Linked DNA regions of Homo sapiens: all the other regions are linked to region 4. A link is a contact called in ENCODE Hi-C or POLR2A ChIA-PET data. All regions are on one chromosome and are shown on one strand. Each heading gives the region's core, a stretch centred on a gene start or an enhancer-like site at or near the end of the contact. The rest is flanking DNA. Distances are from core to core; before and after follow the strand shown.

Region 1 (2,826 bases), core at 127-2,626, 280 kb after region 4:
TAAGATTGGTGTTTGCAAAGCATCATAATATCACTTGATTTAAAGTCAAATATCTGAACCTGAATACTATAGGAAATCCCAAATAGTGACACTGAGTTTAAGACAGCTTGAGTTGCATTTTATAACTCCTGGCTGAACAGCACAAATAATTGCAGCCCATTCCTGAATTAATGTGTCTGGGTGTGGGTCACTTTGCACAGATGAGGGAAAAGTAGTCAAGTAAACTATTCAACTGCTTTTAATTCTTATGCATAAAAATATACAGAGTGCTATTAAATTAGATATGAATCTTACAGCACTTAAATCCCTTAGCCCAAATGCAGTCAGTTACATTTGCCATGTAAGACATTTTGATTTAAACTTTAGTCAGGAAGCTGAGGAAACAGTCTCCTCTTGAGCCTAAACATTAAAAGTTGGCTGCATGTTTTTCTTTGTTGGCATTTGTAAATTGAGTTTTTCACAGGATTCTAGACTTATTTTTGGGTGTGTGTGTGTATAGAGCTACACTATTTAATGAAAATATAGTTTGATTCAGACATAGGGTGGTGTTGAAAATTATTTTAGTAATGAGATTATCATAGTTATAAATTGATTTTGAAAATTCTAATTTTCGTGTTAGATGGCACCAAAGAGACTATTTTAACCTCCTACTCCCCACCTTGTATGTTTTAAAATAAATGATTTCTAGAGGTTAAGCTGTGACAAAACTGTGCTGAGAAAAAAAATCTCACTGTCAAATTAGGCACCTTTCTGTGTGTGCTGTAACATGAGATCATGATAATTTAGATTAAAAATGGAGTTTCATAGATGCCTATTCGATTGTTTCTCTTTAAATCTGTTATTGTTATTATTATATTTATCTTTTAATCATTATATGTTTTTAATTGCTTGCATGTGTTAGGTTTCATACATGTTCAAAATCTATTTTATCCTCATAACAGTCATGTAGCATATAGGAGCTATTATGATGTCCATTTTTCAAATGAAGACACTGAGGTATAGGAATATTAAATAATTTGTCTTGGGTTAAGCAAACTGGTATATGGTGGCTCCATTTCCATTACAGATCTCAAGCTTTTAATCACTCTTGATAAAAATCCTACCCAGTGCCTTTTTAAGTTTAAACATTATAACATTCTGAAAATGTCAAAATAATAAGTCGAAATTGATGGTGAATGATGCCCATTCTTGTGGATAATTTTTCCTTGCATTCTGAGCTGTTTTCTTCTGAAGCCTTCGACCTCTCTTCATCCTAGCGATGTGGGGACTGGAATGCTACGGAATCAGCTCTACTGGCTGATGGCAGATGCGTTTTGGGTCAAGGTGGCCGCCAATGCTTTTTGCGTCCCCTGCAGCTGCTGAGACAATATGAATCTGTACGGTGGAGGCCTGCCAAGTTAGACGCTCGGCTCCTCATTATGCTTTGGGAACTCACACGTTCCACAAACCTCCTGCCCTGCAGTGGCTCACATCAGTGCATTGCTATGTCAGGCTGAATAATTCGCAGCATTTAGCACTTAAATTGGCTCATTGCAGACAATCCAATTAGAATAAAGTCTATTATCGTTTTGGTACCTTGGAATGAAATGGAGTGTTTAAGCGGTGAACATGCCACGTTGCCTGGCAGTTGCTCCATGTCTAACTCATATTCGTCTTGCAGGTTCTTTGCGTGTTGCTAAAATCACACCCTACCTTAGTGTGAGCCATGTATGAAGCTCAGTAACATACCTCTCACACAGGCGTTATCTTAATGTGTCAGCATTCAGAGGGTCCTGAGAGCTAGACAAACATGTCTTAAAATCTTGGTTACGTGTCCTGCTAACAATGGACATTTAATTAAGGTTGCTTTTCAGAAGAATCCAAGCAAAGGCGGGGCGTGGTGGCTCACGCCTGTAATCCCAGCACTTTGCGAGGCTGAGGCAGGCGGATCACCTGAGGTCAGGAGTTTGAGACCAGCCTGGCCGACATGGTGAAACCCCGTGTCTTTACTAAAAATACAAAACATTATCCGGGTGTGGTGGCGGACGCTTGTAATCCTAGCTACCAGGAGGCTGCGGCAGAAGAATCACTTGAAGCCAAGAGGTGGAGGTTGCAGTGAGCCGAGATCACGCCGCTGCGATCTAGCCTGGGCAACAAGAGCGAAACTCTGTCTCAAAAAAATAAACAAATAAATAAATAAAAGAAGAAGAAGAGGAAGAATCCAAGCAGGCATTGATAAAGGACGAGGCAAACTAATGAATCATGTAGCTTAGAGATCAGTAAAACAGAAGTTAGAAGAAGCAGTTTATAGAACTCTTGAATTTTTTCCCCTATAACTTGGTCAGTGATAAATGAGATGAGGAGGAAAATATGAGGCAAAGGCAGGATGGTGGAGAGAAGTTCCAAGGAAGACACTAATCAAAAAAATACTTGGATTGAGACCAGGATAGAATGATGGAAATTTTGATGTCAATGTGAAAGTGAGGCATTCTCAGGGGACTAAATCAGAGAGAAACGAGAATTAAGTACAAGTTGTTCCTAACACATTTATACTCATCAGGCTTATAAATGAGAAAGGAAATCAGTTATTGAATGGGAAATATGTATATATATATATACACACACACAGAGTATATGTACATAAGGTGAGTATATGTGTGTGTATGTATTTAATTCTCCTATGATGCATTGTGGTACTCTGAAGATACTGTTGGGTGTTTGAGATACTAATTATTCTTTTGGAGCCACATGTAAAAATAAGAATAAGATCGCCCTGTACAAATAGTACTGAGGATAGGAAATAGTATGGAAAAGCTCCTTATATTTAGTAAAAGCCATACATGTTGT
Region 2 (2,904 bases), core at 121-2,620, 260 kb after region 4:
TATTTGTTGATTGGACTTGGATTCTTGAGCGGGGGCATCCAGTTGGTATGGTTAGGGAACTTTTAAGAGAAACATTTCGTTTATGCAAACAACTCTTAAAGGATGTATCTTTCAAACATTTCTTTGGTGCTGGTCAGGTCACTTACTACTGGGCTAATAGGAGTGGTGGTTTCCTCCTTGTTAAAGTTGTCTGTTACCTGAGAGTATTTGGGACTGATAGAGAAGCTGGTGGTGGGGGTGTTATTTGCAGAGAAAGCAGCTGGCACTAAGTTTACAGGCTAATTAGAAATGGTCACGCCTCTAATCCCAGCACTGTGAGAGGCTGAGGTGGGCAGATCACTTGAGGTCAGGAGTTCAAGACCAGTCTGGTCAACATGGCAAAACCCCGTCTCTACTAAAAATGCAAAAATCAGCTGGGTGTAGTGGTGCGTGCCTGTAATCCCAGCTACTGGGAGCTGAGGCGAAAGAATTGCTTGAACCTGGAAGGTGGAGGCTGCAGTGAGCCAAGATTGTGCCACTTCACTCCAGCCCGGGCAACAGAGCAAGACTCTGTGTCAAAAAAAAAAAAAAAAAAAAAAAAAAAAAAAAAGGTCAGCTTTTATCTTATCTGGTGCTGGAGGAGTTGGAAACTATTTAAAAGAGTAACCAAATTTAATCTGAAAAAGATGGTTTACTCTGTTGGCAGCTGAGAAATAAAAAGACTGGAGTAAAAATTGGAAAGAGTTCATTAGTAATAACAAAACATTTATTTTTGGGATCCATGCTATGGTTTTTGACAGTCATCTCTTATTTATTTTCATTTTTCTAACAGCTCTTAGGGTGAAGAACAGTCATTAATTCCCCTTTACAGATAATAGAGACTTACTAAAGGTAATCGCCTAACTTAATGTCACCCAGATATTAGATATTAAGTGTCAAAACTGTGATTTCAACTTGGGCTTTATGGCTCCAGCAATGAGGCTCTTAAAACATGGTCACAAAGAAAACCTTCTTCCTTGGGATGAATCAGATTTGAGAAGATCAAGGGAGTAACAGCTACCTTTGCCCTTGGAGATCAGATCCACTTAGTAGCTCTAAGTTATTAATCTTGCTTTTATTTTTTTTTTTAATTGTATGTTAGCGATCCTTTTGTTAAATGCAATGCTAGCATCCCTCTCTGTCAGGAGTTTGAATCTCAGCACCATTGATATTTGGGGCCCCATAAGTCTTTGTTGTAGGAGGGTATCTTGTACATTGTGGAATGGTTAGCAGTATCTCTGGGCCCTCTGCCCCCATAGCTGTGACAACCAGTGTCTCCAGATGGACGTCGTTAAACATCCCCTAGGGGCAGAATGGATCCCTGATGAGAATCACTCCTCAGCAGGAAGAAGACAGCAGTAAATTATAAACAGGTAAGTGTTCTAACAGGGCTTCTGAAACTCATGCGTATGAGTCACTTCATAGCTTGTCACAGTGGTTTTTTCAAGCATTACTCTGACTTAGTTGGTCTGGCTGGGAGCCAAGGGATCTGGAAAGTGATTGATGCAGGGTGTTTCTTGGACCGTACTTTTAGGGGAAGTAGCCACAAAGAGCTGAACCTCACACCCTTTCATGTAAACTTCCTGCTTAGCAACAGAATAGAGTACCTTCATGGTTATTAAAATGCTTTTCTCCTTGTCTTTTTATTTTTTCTTAGATCTGCTGGCCTATCTTGCTAGTGATTAAGTTTACAGTTCAGCTAATCATTTGCTCCAGGTTTCCGAGCTTGTAAAATCGCATGCTGTGCATATAAATGTATAGGATTTTGACCTTAGAAACTGAGGAGCAATTATCCACATGTCTTAAGACAGAGTAGGCCACCTTTTGACTTTGAAAGTATCACCAGGAGGGCATTTTATTTTTGAAAGTCAAGTTTTGTGTTTCGAAATATGTTTGTTGGGCTTCTTGGTAGCAGTTTAAGTTTTATTGTGATTAGGGGCTGAAACAAGTGATAAAAAATGAAGTTTCCTATTTAGTGATGTGATGTCACCTGTTGCTGCAGATGAGAGTTGGTTCTCTTTAAAAATTTGAAAGTGATACCATTTATATTTCAGGATTCTCACCATGTAATTTCTCTCTTCTGGCTATCAACCTGCACTTTTTAAATTTAAATTTTTATTCAGATTGTAGGTTCACATACAGTTGTAAAAAATAATACAGAGATATCACTTATATACTTTGCCTAGTTTCCCCAAAGGTAGCATTCTGGTAAAACTATGGTATATCACAGGATATTGATATGGATATAGTCCACTGATCTTCTTCAGATTTCCTGATTTTAATTTATACTTATTATGTGCATTATGTAGGTGTGTGCATGTGTGTATAAATTCTATATAATTTTGTCATTTGCGTAGGTTCATGTATCCACTATCCCAGTCAAGATACTGAACAGTTCCAATACCATAAGGATCCCTCATGTTTCCCTTTTATAACCACGCCTACCTCCTCCCTCCTCCCATCTCTAACTCCTAGAAACCTCTAATCTGTCTTCATTTCTAAAGCTTTTGTCACTTCAAAAATGTTACATAAGTGGAATCATACAATATTTAATCTTTGCAGATTGCTTTTCTTTCACTTGGAATAATTCTCGGGAACTCATCCATTTTGTGTATATCAGTGTTTGTTCTGTTTTATTGTTGAGTAATATGCCAAGGTGTAGATGTGCCACAGTTTAACCTTTCACTTATTGAAGGATATCTGGACTGATTCCAGTTTTTGGCTATTACAGATAAAGCTGCTGGGAACATGTGTGTACAGGTTTTTCTATGAACCTACATTTTCTATTTCTCTGGAATTAATAACCAAGAGTCCAATTGCTGGGTTGTGTGGTAGTTACGTATGCAGTTTTATGAGAAATTGGCAAATGGTTTTCCAGAGTGGCTG
Region 3 (2,703 bases), core at 162-2,661, 280 kb before region 4:
AACCTATTTTTAAACCTGAGAGGATTAAATCAATATTTCTATAAAAATATTTTATAACTCAGCTTTGTTAGTATACTTCTCTCAATGGTATAGGAAGTTAGCTCTACACCGTATGAAGGAGTTTATGTACAAGACAAATGAAGCTATGTCTACTCTCTAAAGTGAATAACTTCTTTGATTGACAGTTTTTTCCTAATTAGCACAGCAAACTATAGCTGACCGTACTAGTGTCGGAAGCCCAGCACAATAAATTATCCTTCAATTGTCATTCAAAACAAAGTTCAAGAAAGAACTAAACATCAGGCAGCAGGGAAAAAACACACAGAGTACGCATGGTTTATTAATAATGTACGAGGATGGCCAGCACAGTACTTGAATGAGATGGGGGTGACAAAAGTCAATTAAAATCTTGAGACGGTTTTTTTGAGATATGGAATATTAATTAGAGAAAGCAACTGCAGAATTGCCTGGCAGAACCAGGCACACATTTGAAATCTTGTTTGTAGTTCAAGAAGCCATTTTTTAAAGAGTCCTTGAGAGACTGAAAAGATGCATCTAGAAAAAAAGCAATTAAAATAATTCGGAGCTGGAAGACGTTAGGTCAACTTGGCATGTGTAATGCAAAAGGATACAGTGGTCAGCACGGCGCTGCAGGAAACCTACTAGGACAGCTACTTCCGTGGGACTCTTTAGTGTTTTTATTTATATTTTTTTCTGACAAAGACCACTTTAAAAACACAAATGGGAGAAAGGCAGTTACAAGTGTGTAGTGTTGTGAACTATTATGAATCGCCTATTTCAAGCATAAGTGAAAGAAAAGCCATTTCTGCTCTGGTTAAACAAATCATATTTGTCTACAATAGGATTAGAGATGCAACAGACTGGAGAGTTTGGCTCTGTTTCTGGGACAGGGGAGATATCCATCTACCCTGAAAAAAAAAAATAACTAACATCTTTTGAGAGCCTTGTGTACCAGACACTATATAGTATGCTTTCTAATGGTTTATTTCCTACAGAAAGTATGCTACATGAAGGCAGGGAAATTTGCTGGTTTTGAACTATCATATCCTCCATGGCTGGCACATAGTAGGCACTCAACAAATATTTTACCAATGAAGGGTGCTTCTCTAATGGTTGGATTTGTTATGCCTGTTTTCCTCTTATAATGAAATATGATAAAAATTGGGGTTTACTTCCTCTTAGTGTTCATGCTCTTGTGCCCTTGAGGGCAAACTAGACCTAGTGGCCCACTTCTAATGAATAAAATATATGAAAATGATGGAATGTCACCACTGAGATTAGGTTAAAAAATGACTGGGAGTTCTGCCTGGCTGTCTGTTGCTCTCCCACTTGCTCTTTCTGATGGAAGCCAGCTGCCCTATGAAGAGGCTCATGTGCCAGGAAACTGAAAGAGGCCTCTGGCCAACAGCCAGTGAGGAACTGAGAGTCTCAGTCTGACGGCCCATGAGGAACTGGACCCTGACAACAACCATGCGAGAGAGGTCAGAAGACTCTCCAGCCCCAGTTGAACCTTGAGATTACTACAGCCCTGGCCATGTAATCTTGTGAGAGATCCTAAGCCAGAATTACCCATCCAATCTGTTCCTAGATTTCAGACACACAGAAACTATGAGATAATAAATATTTGTTGTTTTAAACTGCTAAACTTGAGGGTAATTTGTCATACAGCCAGAGATAACTAATATATACATCTACGTAAAAGTGTTTATTTTTAAGTTGTTGGGGTATTCTTTTTTCAAATGGCATTGTAATTTTCTACTTTCTGCTCTTACAGCATGTACTAGTGTTTTTCAAAAAATAACCCTGGTTTGGCAGTGTGGTAACAGCTGCTTCTTCCATGTCTAATGGATGGCAGTAACGTTTCAACTGAAAATTTATTTTCTCATTCTAAAGTGTTACCTTAGCATATTGACAGTAGGAGCCTTACACAGTTCCAGGAAAATCATAATTAAGTCAAAGTTCTAAAAAATACTTTAAAATCCATTAGATTTATTCAACACAGCATTCTACATGTCATAATGACACTAAGTGCTAAAATTAATCTCTAGACACCTTCCTATTGAAGTTAAATGGGCTCTCTTTATCTAGTTCCTTCTACAGCTCATGACATCTATATGTTGGGTTTTTATAATATATAGTAGCCAGACAAATAGCCATACAAATGAGTCCTGTGAATTCACACTAATTCATCATTTTGATCAAAACACAGTTAACCACTGGTTATCTGGCCCCCAAATTCCAGTGATATCTATACATTATACCTTATTTTTGCACTACCAATGTATAAACTCTTAAATTCTGTAAGATACATCTAATGCTATCGTGCAGCCAAAATAACTTATTCTTTGAAAGTTGAAGGGTCTTATGAGTTACCATTATGTATAGCAAGTATTATTCTAATCAATTAATGTGGACTTCTTATCATGTAGCTTTATCCTGGCCCTTTTTCTTGTCTTCCCCTAGACTGTAGGTCTTCTGTTCTACCACTGAAGAGGACCTGACATACAATGAATACTCAGATATATATATCTAATAAACTAATACATAAATTCTATGCTTGTTTTTTCATTCAAAGATACTTTAGCATGGTCCTAGCCCTCAAAGATGGATAAAGGAGAGGAAGAAATACACACATAATCATAATGGAAGACAGTAATAGTAATCATAATTACTTAAGAAAGT
Region 4 (2,866 bases), core at 1-2,500:
AATAGGTGGCCTTTTGTGTCTGACTTCTTTCACTTAGCAAAATATTTTCAAGGTTCATCTATCTTGTTGTATCAGTACTTTTTTTGTTGTATTTTTAGTAGAGACTGGGTTTCACCATGTTGGTCAGGCTGGTCTCGAACTCCCGGCCTCAAGTGATCTGCCTGCCTTGGCTTCCCAAAGTGCTGGGATTACAGGCGTGAGCCACCACGCCCAGCCTTGTTGTATCAATACTTCATTTATTTTATGGACAAATAAAAGTCCACTCTATGGATATACCACATTTTGTTTATACTCTCATTTCTTTATGGGTATTTGGGTAGTTTCCACTTTTGACTATCATGAATAGTGCTGATCTAAACATTTGTTTCAAATGCTTTTTTTTTGTATGAAACACTGCTCTGTCTGCTCCTGCACTGTGATGATTTTTTGATTAATCTCATGTAGTATTTTACTTGGTAAAATCTCATACTGTTGGTATTAGTCTGGTTCCGCCTTGCTGGAAGTTTGAAATTTTGATTCTTTGATTGATCATATGATTTGTTCATTTCAACCTTGGGTACTATGCCAATTGGTTAAATCTCCATTCTCTGTCCTCATCCATGTCAGTGATCAGTATACTGATTGCTGAGTGGTGTGGCCTCTCTGCCACATAGCTTATTGCTGTGGAGGAAAGAGAGTCTTCTCTTAGCCATTGTTCTGTGTGGAGTTGGCGGACTAACACATTTTTATATTCATATGCAATATTTTCAATTCTAAAAATCCTTATGTTTGTACCAGAACTAAGATGTCCTGGCATTATGGAATTATTCATGTCAGTTGCCTATCTCTGGTCAGGTAGTTAGTTGTGACATCCAGCAGCTCAGACTACAATTTGAATTCTGGCTCTTGTCCCACTTATTATCAGAATGACCTTTGGCAAATGACTTGAAGGTTAACTTGGGTAATTTTCTCATCTGGATAATGCGGATAGTAGAAGGACTTAACCTCATAAGGTTTTTGAGAGGACTGAGTGAAGCAGTCCCCACAATACACCATCATGTGCTGGGCATGTTGGTAAGGGCTGGATTTCAAGGATGAAAACAGAGGCCAGAGAACTTTCTGTGGCTTTCTGAATGTCAAAACTGAGACTGTGCAGATCAAGCAGAACGCTTTCTGTTCCTTCCAAGGCTTGTTCCCTTCAGGTTTCAGTTTCAGACGGAAGCGAAGTTGTTTGTGATGCCGGAGCACACACCTGCGGGAACTGTAGACTTCTTAGGAGTCCACCGGGGTTGCGTCGCATTGCTTCCACGCCTCTGTCCTCACCAGTGTTGCCAACTGTGGATTTGTGTGTGTGTGTTTATCGTTGTTGGCCATGCACCAGAAACAGAGATATCAGTCACATTTAAACTCTGCTGCCCAGGAAACTCCTGCCTACAAACCCAGCCCAGCCCTTTGAGAACCTCACCGACCAAGTGAGTGATATGTTGAGAGATGAGCATAGCCATCTTACCATTCATGTCTGTGAATTATTATTTATTCAGACTGGATCTCGTTAAGAGAACTGTGTGTAATCTTAGCATGATAATCGGATTCCACTTATCACTTGGAACTGTGACTCACTTTTGGAATTTTAAGGACGTAATTACAAAAAAAATTCTTGGTTATCTTTTAAAAAGGAGTCTGTTGTCCTTAGACTTGTTAACTCTTCAACTGCTGTTTTCCAAATCGTGGTACAAAGTTATTATTTGCAGGTATTCCCAAGTGGCCTTATAAAAACCAAAAAGGCTTCTTGCTAATTCTCTTCAGATGCTGATATAGAAATGACACTGATTTTTTTCTTTTTAGTATTTAAGAGCACCCACTAGAAGGATATTTAATATTTGTATGTAGTTTTTTTTTTCCTGTTATGTTAAGCAGAATTTCAGGACCTTGCTGTAGAGCAGCATCTCTCCATTTAAGTAATGTGTAGACCCCTTTTCAAAGGGGAAAGCACCTTGCAAGAACCCTGTGAATTGTACCAAACCCAACAAACATAAGGTAAACCTAAGGTTTACATGCAAGTCTCTTTTGATTGCCAGTTATCAGGGTTCTTGCCTGGCTTGTTGTTCATAAATGGGAATATTTTATTTTTAGATTATCATAGAATTGAAAAAAAAAATCTTCCCAAGTAGCTGGGACTACAGGCACACACCACCATGCCTGGCTAGTTTTTTTTTTTTTTTTTTTTTTTTTTTGGGGTAGAGGGATTTCCCTATGTTGAACAGGCTAGTCTTGAACTCCTAGCCTCAAGTGATCTGCCTGCCTTGACCTCCCAAAGTGCTGGGATTACAGGCGTGAGCCACCGTGCCCAGCCTTGCCATGCCTACTTTTTAATAAGGTTGTTTTTTGCTTGTTCAGTTGTTTAAATTCCTTATAGATTCTGGATATTAGATATTGGTCAGATGCATATTTGCAAATATTGTCTCCCATTCTGAAGGTTGTCTGTTTACTCTGCTGATATTTTTCTTTTGCTGTGCAGAGCCCTTTAGTTTAATTAGGTCCAGTTGTCTGTATTTGTTTTTATTGCAATTGCTTTTGAGGACTTAGTCATAAATTCTTTTCCAAGGCTGATGTTTATAATGGTGTTTCCTAGGTTTTCTTCTAGGATTCTTATAGTTCCTGATCTTACATTTAAATCTTTAATCCATCTTAATTTTCATATGTGGTGAAAGGGAGGTGTTCACTTTCATTCCGCTGCATATGGCTAGCCAGTTATCCCAGTATCATTAATTGAATAGATAATCCTTTCCCTATTGTTTATTTTTGTGGACTTTGTTGAAGATCAGATGGCTATCAATGTATGGCTTTATTTCTGGGTTCTCCATTCTGTTCCATTGGTGTATGTGTT

What was found. Hi-C counts contacts between places; a loop is a spot of excess contacts on that map. ChIA-PET counts read pairs that join two places held with the same protein, here RNA polymerase II (POLR2A). Pooled maps may share reads with other maps.
Region 1: a map of GM12878 shows a loop between it and region 4 (2.1-fold over the local background). The contact joins two enhancer-like sites. A Hi-C loop is called at or near these places in 2 of 168 maps with a recorded cell type or tissue (GM12878 and sigmoid colon). POLR2A ChIA-PET finds 5 or more read pairs at or near these places in 1 of 52 experiments (WTC11).
Region 2: a map with no recorded cell type shows a loop between it and region 4 (14-fold over the local background). The contact joins two enhancer-like sites. A Hi-C loop is called at or near these places in 5 of 37 single-sample maps with no recorded cell type and 4 of 50 pooled maps. POLR2A ChIA-PET finds 5 or more read pairs at or near these places in 2 of 52 experiments (H1 and WTC11).
Region 3: a loop to region 4 is called in a map with no recorded cell type, with 13 times the contacts of the local background. The contact joins two enhancer-like sites. A Hi-C loop is called at or near these places in 4 of 37 single-sample maps with no recorded cell type and 2 of 50 pooled maps. POLR2A ChIA-PET finds 5 or more read pairs at or near these places in 1 of 52 experiments (AG04449).

Annotation. Positions count from the first base shown.
Region 1 is chr3:61,915,780-61,918,605 of GRCh38, forward strand. The region is part of intron 2 of PTPRG (protein tyrosine phosphatase receptor type G); the gene reads left to right. Among named protein-coding and RNA genes, the nearest start is that of PTPRG, 360 kb to the left of the region's middle. Within about 2 kb of position 1,377, at least 4 of the 41 ENCODE cell types and tissues checked have a DNase peak (open chromatin) inside an H3K27ac peak, as active enhancers do.
Region 2 is chr3:61,893,746-61,896,649 of GRCh38, forward strand. The region is part of intron 2 of PTPRG (protein tyrosine phosphatase receptor type G); the gene reads left to right. Among named protein-coding and RNA genes, the nearest start is that of PTPRG, 330 kb to the left of the region's middle. Within about 2 kb of position 1,371, at least 16 of the 41 ENCODE cell types and tissues checked have a DNase peak (open chromatin) inside an H3K27ac peak, as active enhancers do.
Region 3 is chr3:61,357,185-61,359,887 of GRCh38, forward strand. The region is part of intron 3 of LOC105377114 (a long non-coding RNA gene); the gene reads right to left. Among named protein-coding and RNA genes, the nearest start is that of FHIT, 110 kb to the left of the region's middle. Within about 2 kb of position 1,412, at least 2 of the 41 ENCODE cell types and tissues checked have a DNase peak (open chromatin) inside an H3K27ac peak, as active enhancers do.
Region 4 is chr3:61,636,406-61,639,271 of GRCh38, forward strand. All of the region lies in intron 1 of PTPRG (protein tyrosine phosphatase receptor type G), which reads left to right. Among named protein-coding and RNA genes, the nearest start is that of PTPRG, 76 kb to the left of the region's middle. Within about 2 kb of position 1,251, at least 16 of the 41 ENCODE cell types and tissues checked have a DNase peak (open chromatin) inside an H3K27ac peak, as active enhancers do.